Linked DNA regions of Homo sapiens: all the other regions are linked to region 3. Evidence: read pairs that join two places in POLR2A ChIA-PET (ENCODE). Cell type or tissue: GM12878. All regions are shown on one strand.

The links. ChIA-PET counts read pairs that join two places held together with the same protein. Peaks named below come from ENCODE experiments on the same cell type or tissue, not always from the same donor. Only the 100,000 strongest peaks of a DNase experiment are listed, where the experiment ranks them.
Region 1: POLR2A ChIA-PET joins it to region 3 with 11 read pairs; 1 of 35 experiments calls an interaction of 5 or more read pairs at or near these places.
Region 2: POLR2A ChIA-PET joins it to region 3 with 6 read pairs; 3 of 35 experiments call an interaction of 5 or more read pairs at or near these places.

The regions. Positions count from the first base shown.
Region 1 is chr5:89,095,464-89,099,463 of GRCh38, forward strand. All of the region lies in intron 4 of MEF2C-AS1 (MEF2C antisense RNA 1), which reads left to right. Among named protein-coding and RNA genes, the nearest start is that of MEF2C-AS1, 210 kb to the left of the region's middle. In GM12878, no CTCF peak of the experiment used is centred here; DNase peaks (open chromatin) are centred at 28 and 1,858; H3K4me3 peaks cover 242 bases; H3K27ac peaks cover 745 bases.
Region 2 is chr5:88,872,685-88,876,684 of GRCh38, forward strand. The region is part of intron 1 of MEF2C (myocyte enhancer factor 2C); the gene reads right to left. Among named protein-coding and RNA genes, the nearest start is that of MEF2C, 8.5 kb to the right of the region's middle. In GM12878, no CTCF peak of the experiment used is centred here; no DNase peak of the experiment used is centred here; H3K4me3 peaks cover 2,628 bases; H3K27ac peaks cover 2,372 bases.
Region 3 is chr5:89,307,221-89,311,220 of GRCh38, forward strand. All of the region lies in intron 7 of MEF2C-AS1 (MEF2C antisense RNA 1), which reads left to right. Among named protein-coding and RNA genes, the nearest start is that of LINC02161, 270 kb to the right of the region's middle. In GM12878, no CTCF peak of the experiment used is centred here; a DNase peak (open chromatin) is centred at 1,541; H3K4me3 peaks cover 284 bases; H3K27ac peaks cover 2,285 bases.

The sequences.
Region 1 (4,000 bases), 210 kb before region 3:
CCCTTGGCCACATATGCTTGTGGCCACAATTGCATTTCATGGTTGGTTTCTTGTAAGCCCAGGCATAACTTCTCTCAGGATGGTGGTTTCCTATCTTAAGCACTTGGTTGGTATCTTTCAGCTTATATCCTCTGGGCTTTCTCAGCTATGCTGGCATTTCACCTGTGGCCTGAAGTGAACACTGCTAAGAAGTGTGGGGTATTTAAAAATGGAAAATAAGGCCGGGTGCGGTGGCTTACACCTGTAATTCCAGCACTTTGGGAGGCTGAGGTGGGTGGATCACGAGGTCAGGAGATTGAGTCCATTCTGGCTAACACAGTGAAACCCCATCTCTACTAAAAATACAAAAAATTAGCTGGGCGTGGTGGCAGGCGCCGGTAGTCCCAGCTGCTCGGGAGGCTGAGGCAGGAGAATGGCGTGAACCCAGGAGGCGGAGCTTGCAGTGAGCTGAGATCCCGCCACTGCACTCCAGCCTGTGAGACTCCGTCTCAAAAAAAAAAAAAAAAAAAAGGAAAATATATCACCCCTGGGGACAACTTTAAACAAAGAAATAAGAGCTGCCAACTCCTCTTCTTCAGGTGGACAATGCTGGAAGACGTTCTGTATGCTTCTTAGAGGTCTGAGCAGACTTGAGGCTTTACAGAAGTAAGGTCAATAATAAGCTCTTACATTTGCACTTTTCCTGCCTGCCTCTCCCCACTCCTTCATTCCTGCTTACTGAGATGACCTCCAAACCAAGCCACATGCTCTTACATCCTTGTCTGAGGCTCTGCTTTCAGCGGAACAAAATTAAAATATTTTCCACAAATACATAAAAAGACCAATAATTGGGTGATTTTTAATCAATTTAAATTTAATTTTTAAATTTTTAAAACAAACCTGTCCTCAATTCTGTTGCTCTCATTTTCATTATCATCATAACCATTATCATCATCTTCATAACTCATGGAAAAGTAAATAAAATACGCAAAAATATTTAAAGGTCATATGTAAAGAGTTTTATGCCAGACTTGGAGGCTTAGCAAATGGCCTTTTATTTTGGGGAAATCAGAAAATAGAAGACCTGCAAGGGACATTAGATTAAAACTTGTGTCTGACTTTGACTGGAAGAGATTAAAAAAAGGGAAACATTGCTTACATAGAAAACATTTGCCCTATTAATTGCTGTATCTACTGATGATGTATATTTATCTCGGATGCATATTTATCTGCTTGATCTACTGATGATCCTACTATTGTAGGGAAAAAATAGGGCAATTCAAAAAGGATATTTAGATACAATCATTATCTAAAGCTCTTAATCACAATAAATGTATTAAAAATTTTGAACTCCTAGGAGTGTGATGATAAAATACATGTTATAGAACTGTCTCCATTTATGTTGTAGCTAATTTTTTCACCTAATTCATACCCAGATGTTCCCAGATACATGACAACATTTGGGCCTCTTTATAGTCTTTCTCCTGATATGATATGATATTAAGGCAAAAACAGCTCTAACGTTCACATTATCTCTATTGTGGCCTATTATTAATTCAGGAAATGTGATCATATAATTAATGTATTTCTAAAACAAAGCTTCATTGTAATCTGCTTTCAGTGTCATCATAATTTCAAAACATGTTATTGAAAGGTACTATGGTATAAATGGTTAATTTTGACCAAAAAAATTCAAAATCAACCTCTGTGCTCTAATGGGAGAAGGAAGGAATTCCCAAGAGTTTTTGTTAATACGTTAAATACTACATTTCTTTTGAACTTCCCCAGTGCCTTCTTATGGTAAATAGCTACTTGAACAGAGGTATAGTTTCTATTCCTGTTAAAGTATGAGTCATATCAAAATCTAATCAAGTAAGTGAAAGGTAAAAATGTCATCACACTTCTAAAATTGCTGTCAATATTTCACACCTGTATGGAAAGCAGATAGATGTCTAAGCAGCAGCTTGATAACATTCCAAACTGCAACCTCTAATTAACTCACCTTTTGAATTATTAGCGAGACTCCACTGCGACCCATGCAGCCTTTGGCAGGGAGCCTGACAACAAAATGCATGTCTAAAATACCAAGGAGGGGGAGAAGTGCTATATTATTTGGCACAAATATTATCATCCACCTGTGAAGAGGGAATATGCTTTTCCACTTTGCTTATTATAGATGATTTACTAGTTATATGCTCTTGGCTTCATCTCCATAAATTATACTATAATCATTCAGCCTAAGGGATAATGGTAAAACTATGGTTGATATACTCAATACGGTAGGGAAAGTTAATTAAATTAGATAAAAATATTTCAATGATATTTACATGCTCTCAATATTTAGAGTCTGATACAAACCATGAAATTTGTATGGAAGAGTCTATAGAGCATACAGTTTGTATTATGAGACTAAAGCTGACTTAGACACATCTGGAACTTGGAACAGAGAAAACCCATGTCATGTAATAATTTGATAATGCAAGTATTTGAGGATTTAGTTTGTCTCTTGATAAATTAATAAGGAGGCTTCACTACAAATACAGTGTGAGAAAGTGGTGGTCACTAAAGTTCTATGAGGCTGATTATTTTAAACAGCTTAGAATGATAAAATCACTTACTTGAGGCAATGCACATCGTGTAAGTCTTTTTGTAATATTTTTTCTTCAAAAGTGGCTGGAACTAATTTTTTTTTTATTTTTCCACCAGTAGTAATTCTTTTGTTAATCTATTAAAGGAAATCTAAGAGCATCTATTGTATTGAGAAAATGTTTATTATGAGTGCTAGAGATTCAGTCATATACCAAATATTAATACTCTAGTAACAAAATGTTTTACTAGTATATATGAACATGATTAAAATGACAACCCCAGAGAAAACTAGCAAGGTGTTATTTTGATAGGTTTCTTTGAAAGGAGAAGGAGATGATGTAACCTAATATATTTTATAAGAAATGATACAAACTAAAACTATATATTCCTTTTATTCTCCCTCCCCATCCCTCCCCCACTCCTTCCCTCTCTCCTTTCTTTCTTTCCTTCCTTCCTTCCTTCTTTCCTTCCTTTCTTCCTTCCTCCCCTCTTCCTCCCCCTTCCTACCTTCCTCTCTCCCTCCCTCCCTTCATTCCTTCCTCTCTTCCTCCTTCCCTTCATTCCTTCCTCTCTTGCTCCTTTCCTCCTTTCTTCTCATCCTCCTTCCCTCCTTTCCTCCCTCCTTTCCTTTTATTGTATTATCTATATAGCAATGATAACTATTATTATGATCATTTCTTTTTCTTAAGATTTTCCATTTTAATTTTATTTATTTATTTTTATTTCAATAGTTTTTGGGGTATAAGTGGTTTTTTATTACATGACAAGTTACATGGTGTTGAATTCTGAGATTTTAGTGTACTGGTTACCCAAGTAGTGTGCATGGTACCCCATATGTAGTTTGTATCCCTCACCTCCTCCCATCCTCCCCCTTCTGAGTATTCAAAGTCCATTATACCACCCTGTATGCCTTTGCATACCCATAGCTTAACTCCCACTTATAAGTGAGAATATGAGGTATTTGATTTTCCATTCTTGAGTTACTTCACTTAGAATAATGGCTTCCAGATCTATCCAAGTTGCTGCAAAAGCATTTTTTCCTTTTTATGGCTGAGTAGTATTCCATGGTGTGTATATACCACATTTTCTCTATCTACTCGTTGGTCAGTGGGCACTCAGGTTGGTTCTGTATCTTTGCAATTGTGAATTGTGCTGCAATAAACATACAATGTGCATGAGTGTTTTTCATGTAATGGCTTCTTTTCCTTTGGGTAGATACCCAGTAGTGGGATTGCCAAATCGAATGCTGAATTGAACAGATCTACTTTTTGTTCCTTAATTAATCTCCATACTGTTTTCCATAGAGGTTGTACTAATTTACATGTCCACCAGCATCATATAAGTGTTCACTTTTCCTTATATCCATGCCAACATCTATTGTTTTTTGAGTTTTTAATAATGGCCATTGTTGCAGGAGTAAGGTGATATCTCA
Region 2 (4,000 bases), 430 kb before region 3:
TTATCCTAGTAAATCCTTAAAAAACTTTAAGAGGTGGGTGATTTTATAATTCCCATTTTACAGATCCTGGTACTGGGGCTTTCTGGTCATTAAAACACCTGCCTAAAACCACTAATCAGTAAATGGGAGGCTGGCTTTTGAACCCAGTTTTGGTCGTTGTTCTTAATCATTATTCTTTATTGTTTATGGACATGTTTGTCTAATAGCATAATATGTAGAATCAAAGAAATGATATTAAGTGTGGAAATGGAGTCTCCAAACTCTTTATGCTTGTTTAAACGATCTTCTCTCTCGAGAGTGTATCTTCATCCTTTCATGCTTTTTCTCTCTCTCTGCTCTCCCACACCGATGCTCCCCACACCGTACACACATACACACACACACACTCACACCGTTGGAGTTCTGGTCTAACACTTACTTCATAGAGCAACCTAAAAGGCATAATGTGGTTGACCTTGTCCAATAACTGTACCACTTCCTGGGAGTTCATGAAGCTGTTCATGTTTGCAACGAATATACCATCCAGTGACTCTAAAGCTGCTGTTGTTCTTTACAAAGACATGATCCTATAGCCCTGGCTATTTCAAGATCAGTGTCCGCAGTTGTTTCAAGACATGGCATTGGGCTGTGATGAACCACATCAGTTTCTCAAGTGTAAGGAGGTAAGTTAGCATCTAAAACAATTCTGTCGCCCATGTGTAGTCAAAACAAGTTAAAAGTGCACTTGCTTTCACGATACCAAATACTTTGAAGCAAGAAGGAAGCTCAGACAGGAGAGAATCCAAAAACAATGAAAACGGAAGGAAAAAACACTGAAGTCAAGAATTCTCTGATTTTTTTGAAGCTATAAAATGAGAGAAGCGGAGGGAAAAAATCACATAACGCTCACTCTAAATCAAGCAAGATCAAACAGTCTTGGAAGGGATATTGCCGATTCATTTCAACCCAAGAGTCATAGGGAAACAATTAATGGGTACTGAGTATCTTACTCAGCCTTCTGCAAATCTATCAATGTCGTCACGGATTTTTTTTTTTTTTTTTTTTTTTTTTTTTTGGTTTATGTAAAGGGGGAAATATTCAAACATGAAATGAAAGAAAAAAATAGTCAAAATTATTTACTTTAACTTCTAACCTATATAGAGTCTAAGTGAACTTCCAATAAATACTAGAAATAAAAAAAAGATTCACTTAAAAATAGACAAATTTGTTAGATTTCATTTAGTTAAGAAAAATCATCCAGAATAAATTAGGTCTGGATTTATATAGTACCTTTTAAAGATATTAATGTTAACTGTAATAGAAGGGTGAAAAGATCTACTTTTTTAACCACATAAACCTTTACAAAAAGACCACCCAACAACTTAATAAGGCTCCTCAAATATGGATGAAAATCCGGTACCTTAAAGAAGTAATTGTTTTAATGGTTAACAGAGTTTAAAATTTCCCAAATTCTTGACCAGAGAATTACTTACTAGGCGAACCTCTAATAGAGTCAACGTTTTAATCGGGTATAGTTTTATCATACTTAAATGGCAAGATAGCGAATTTTCTATTTTAAAATTTCTATTCCATACATATGTTCAATAGTTGAAACTTTACAATGTATCTGACAATACCAACGGGTATGATTCAAATGACCCTACTGTTCCAGAGAATTTCCAAGAAAATAAAGAAATCTCTTACAATAGCCTAAATAGAAGCATAGTTTTAATTTGAATTTTTAAATGTGTGTAATTTTCTAACAAATAAATGTCAGAAAGTATTGACTCATATATATATTAGCATTTACAAAACAAAGTTTAACATCTTTTTCCTCCCTTGCTAATGGGTCTTGAAAAAGTGCCAGGTGTAGGAATATGCCATTGTTATCATATTCTTATAAGCTGCCTTATACATTTTTTAAGATCTATGTTGTATTAATTTCTTAACAATTTATCGGGAACATTTGCATTCACAGAAAAATAAATGCTTGATATTTAAACATAATTAAAATTATCATTCTTATCTATTTAAGTTTCAAGAGAAATAAAATTAAATTACACTTAACTGTTGGTCTAATTTGGTAAATTTCATATAGGCAATTAATAATTAGTGTAGTGGGTTAACAACTAAGCTAACATTTATACACTATTCATATACTGTTAAATCAATAATTTAGTTTAAAAATAAAATTAGAACAAATATTTATTAAGTGGTAACACTTTCTCCTGAAGGCTCCCATTTAATACATTTCTAAAGAAGAAGGCTAGTTTTAGAAAGGTGTGCTGGCAATAATCTGATTGCACCTCATACAAATGAGAATTCTACTGATTGAAAGGAGCCATGGCAGCTAGAAATTATTTTTTAATAGGATTTTTTAAAAATCACATGGGTAACAGTTGAAAATGTAACTGGTAATTAAAGCCTGCTTCTTAACAAAGTTTTACTTTATTTTTTAAGGAGAAGTACAAGCTTTTAGACTATAGTTTCAGATACAAGGAATATTAGTGCAGATATTTAGAAGTCAATTTATTTTGCATGGTATTATACACAGAACTTACACTGTACCTTTCAAATGAAAAGCATAAAACAAATCTGAAAACTAAAAGCTCACATTTTCTCCCCCTGTACTCTCTATTTTGACCTAATAATCATTTAAAGTGTGGGTGTTTATCAATAAAAATTTTTGCAGCACCACACATTGTGGTGGAACGTTGCTATTTCCCGAGATAAGTACAAAAAACCTCAATGCTAATTTGCATCACAAAATGATCTAACATATCTGGAATATAATGCACAAGCTTCATTGAAAAGAAACCATTATATTTTTCTTTTCGAAACAAAAAGTACAGATATCTGATTGGGTCTGGGTGTGCTGGAGGTAGGGGGTGGGGAAGAGGTCTCATTTTCTATCTCACACCTATTGTTTTATGTATTCTAAACTGCTATATGGGAATAAAAAGGAAACATACTGAATCCACTTTGCAGTTAATGTCTTAGTAATTTAAGAGGCAGAATTTTCAAGTTAAAGAAGGGAAACATTATACTTTTCCTTTCCCAAAGGTATTTCCCCTATTTCCCAGGAAGAAGGCCCTCTGTTCCTTACCCTATGTAGGGGGAAATAAAGGACATTAGTTAGGGCTGAAATCACTCCGAGACAGAAGAGGGGAAGTTTATGATGTGGCACTGTGCACAGTATCTGGTCTGCAGCCAGGAAGTTTTCATTTTGTAGCTCTGCTGCCAGTACCTGCCCTGCATATTCAGGAATAAAAATATACCAGAACTCTACCTGAAAAACTGTGGATGTTACAAAGAATTAAAAGAGTTTATTTTTCTTTCTTTATCCTGAGTGTAATTACTGTTTTTTAAAAAGAAAGAGCTGAAACTGTAGTAACTGGAGTTTTTTTTTTTTTTTTTTTTCCTTTTTAAACTCCTCAAACTACCTTCCCACAAAGCCATTTAAGTTAAATGGTACATTTACAGACTCACCTACATGAAGGATATAACTTAAAACATCTGCTTAGACACATACGTTCTGTTCAGATATAAAAAATGTGGCAAAAATTTTTAAAAATATAGGACCACTATATTCTTAAAATGTGTGTTCTTCTGTGTGTGTGTGTTCATTCATTCAAGAGATCTTTGACTGCAATTAGGTAGTCGGTCCTATAAAGGCTTCCTTGTGTGACGATAATTTCTAAAAGTAAAATGCTCCAGTGAATATTTCTGCTAAATAATCATATCTTAAAATTACTTTAAAGAAATTCCAATCCCTCATGTTACATTAAGCAATAATGCCAGTTTTCCATAATATGCCTTAGTTGTACCACCTTATTCAGGGTCGACAATTAATTAGAAGACAAAAAGTATAAATCGCGTGTTTATTAAGTAGCAGACAAATTTCTTTGTCTGTCTCAACATATTTACATTAATGTGTTTATTTTCTAATTTTGAAAATAAATAAGCATATTTAAGCCAAAGCTGCCTGTCTTCGGGGTTTGGGGAAGGATGCACATTCTCT
Region 3 (4,000 bases):
AATAAGTGAGAACACGCGGTGTTTGGTTTTCTGTTCCTCTGTTAGTTTGTTGAGAATGATGGTTTCCAGCTTCCTCCATGTCCCTGCAAAGGACATGAACTCATCCTTTTTCATGGCTGCATTGTATTCCATGGTGTATGTGTGCCACATTTTCTTTATCCAGTGTATCATTGATGGGCATTTAGGTTGGTTCCAAGTCATTGCTATTGTGAATAGTGCTGCAATAAACCTATGTGTGCATGTGTCTTTATAGTAGAATGATTTATAATCCTTTGGGTATATACTCTGTAATGGGATTGCTGGGTCAAATGGTATTTCTGGTTCTAGATCCTTGAGGAATTGCCACACTGTCTCCCACAATGATTGAACTAATTTGCACTCCCACCAACAGTGTCAAAGCATTCCTATTTCTCCACATCCTCTGCTTTATAGCATCCTCTGCTTTATAGGTGTTAACCTATATTGTTTTAAGGGTTCATTGACTGCCTAATAAATATCTTCTCAAAGTCTGGACAAAAACATTCTCAAAAAAAGTATATGTTCCTTTCTCTGTCCCTAGACAATAAACCACTTGAGGATAAATCTGTGTGTATATTACTTGTGAGTCCTCAGAGCCTACCACATTGCTTGGAACATAATAGGCACCCATTTATATTTTTAAATAAATGAATGGAATCATCAAATCTACTACCAAAGTGGTATGTTGGAAAAATGTTATTAATAATTAAGGTGGATAACAGGGAAGGAAGATTAGTACGTGGTTCTACTTCTGACTTCATATAACTGCCTGAATGTCCATTTTAGTAGTTGTCAAAAATTCAGTTAAACTGTTTTGTGTTCCATGTATAAATGGAATCATGTAGTATTTGTCTTTTTGTGCCTGGCTTACTTCATTTAACATAATGTCCTCCAGTTCATCCATGTTGTTGCAAATGATAAGATTTCACAGAAATAGGGAGTAAAACAGTGGTTACCAGAGGCTGGGGAGTAGGGGATAGGAGATTGGGAAGATATTGGCCAAAGGAAACAAAATTTCAGTTACAAAGGATAAATAAGTTTAAGAGATTTATTTTACATATCATATTGCATATTAAAAAATTGCTAAGAGAGAAGGTTTTAATGGTTCTCACCACACACACAAAAAAAGTATGTAAGGTAAATAGATTGATTTGAGATATATATATATATCTCAAAAACATCATATTTTACATCACAAACATACAACTTTTATTTGTCAATTAACAGTATAAAAACAATGAATAACAATTCAAGTTTGCACAATTAAATCACTATCTCTGGTAGAATTGATGAAGCCTAGATTTCTAAATTAAAAATTATTATATTAAATGAGTTTGTAACCAAAATGGCTAAAACAGACTTAGAGTCCAAGTCTGTAGGACACAAAATCACCTGCATTTTTCACTACAACAAAATGGAATGAGAGTACAGAATTGAGCAATGTAACTGTCAATCACTGAGCAGTGACAGCAGTGGTCACAGTGGTCGGCTCCATTGAACCTTCTGGGGAGAGTTGCATGACAAAATGCTGTACTCTCTCTGACCTTCATTTGGAAAGCCATGAGCCTTGTCAGGCTTGGCTAGAAGACGTTCCCTCCAATTTGTGCGAGGGGCCCTCAGAATGTACTAGTATTATCAGAAAACACCCAAGCCACAGGAAATATAACTCTCAAGTAAGAAGAACACATCTAAGTAACAATAGCAGCACCTTAAATTTGAAAGCTCGCATTTACCTAAGCAGCACTTTCATCTAAAACAAAAGAAATTTGGAGGGTATTTTTAGTAATGGTCCTGGTCAAAGAAAAGCATCTGCTTTCATGATTTCAAGCAGCAAATCTACTTTTGTGAATATGCTGTGGGGGCTTGAAAGGATCTCTCAACAGACTCATACATGTTAAACTGCCTGATGCTTAATGTTAGGCTTATCTTTTTTTTTTTTTTTGATAAATTCTCCTTGGGATGCTTCTCCTACTCATCAAAGTTTGAAAATTCATCTTGAAGAGATCACAGTTCTTAACCCAGGTTTTAAATCTAATCAGATGACAGAACCTAGAAATTCATTAACAGTGACTCACAAATCCTCTCCTATTCCTTTTTTTTTTTTTTCTGTTGCCCTTCTAGCACCTGTGGGTTCCTCACTTTACTGTGATTTACCACACACACACACCAAAATCTGGATTGGGCTTTGCTATCTCTCATGTTTCCTCTGGCTTATCCATCTTACAAGTCACTACCTGACATAATTGCATAAATGGCAACTCCAATTACACAATTACCGTCTTCAAAAGGTCTTTTACCTTATAAGGTGAAATGCAAGTTAGCTCATCATTTTCATTTTCAACTCACTTTTCTCACCTTAAGTTTTTAAGGCATTGTATGCTCTTGTCAAATAGGTCTCCTCACTGTTTTTCCTATGGATGTCATATTGATTATTGGCTTGGCATTGTTTCTTTCTCTAACTCATTCCTTTTTATGGCTGAGTAGTATTCCATCAATTCCTATATATATATATATATATATATATATATATATATATATATAGGAATTCCATATATATGGTGGAATATATATATATTCCATGTGATATATATATATATCGCAATACATATATATTCCATGTGATTTATATATATATATGATGGAATATATATATATATAATCCATGTGATATGTGTGTGTTTGTGTATATATATATGTGTGTGTGTGTGTGTGTGTGTGTGTGTGTGTGTATCACAATTTCTTTATCCACTCATTGATTTTATGTGCCTTGGTCTATTTTTCTTTATTTTCTTTATTTTTTATTTTTATTTTTCCATAGGTTATTGGGGTACAGGTGGTGTTTGCTTACATGAGTAAGTTCTTTAGTGGTGATTTGTGAGATTTTGATGCACCCATCACCTGAGCAGTATACACAGCACCCTATTTTTAGTCTTTTATCCCTCACTCCCCTCCCACTCTTCTCTCCAAGTCTCCAAAGTCCATTGTATCATTTTTATGCCTATGCGTCCTCACAACTTAGCTCCCACATATCAATGAGAATATACAATGTTTGGTTTTCCATTCCTGAGTTACTTCACTTAGAATAATATTCTCCAATTTCATCCAGGTCGCTGCAAATGCTATGATGGAATTCCATATATATGATGGAATATATATATATTCCATGTGATATATATATATTCCATGTGATATACATATATGATGGAATATATATATTCCATGTGATATACATATATGATGGAATATATATATTCCATGTGATATACATATATGATGGAATATATATATTCCATGTGATATACATATATGATGGAATATATATATTCCATGTGATATACATATATGATGGAATATATATATTCCATGTGATATACATATATGATGGAATATATATATTCCATGTGATATACATATATGATGGAATATATATATTCCATGTGATATACATATATGATGGAATATATATATTCCATGTGATATACATATATGATGGAATATATATATTCCATGTGATATACATATATGATGGAATATATATATTCCATGTGATATACATATATGATGGAATATATATATTCCATGTGATATACATATATGATGGAATATATATATTCCATGTGATATACATATATGATGGAATGTATATATATTCCATGTGATATATATATGATGGAATATATATATTCCATGTGATATATATATGATGGAATATATATATTCCATGTGATATATATATATGATGGAATATATATATTCCATGTGATATATATATGATGGAATATATATATTCCATGTGAGATATATATATGATGGAATATATATATTCCATGTGATATATATATATGATGGAATATATATATTCCATGTGATATATATATATGATGGAATATATATATTCCATGTGATATATATATATGATGGAATATATATATTCCATGTGATATATATATATGATGGAATATATATATTCCATGTGATATAT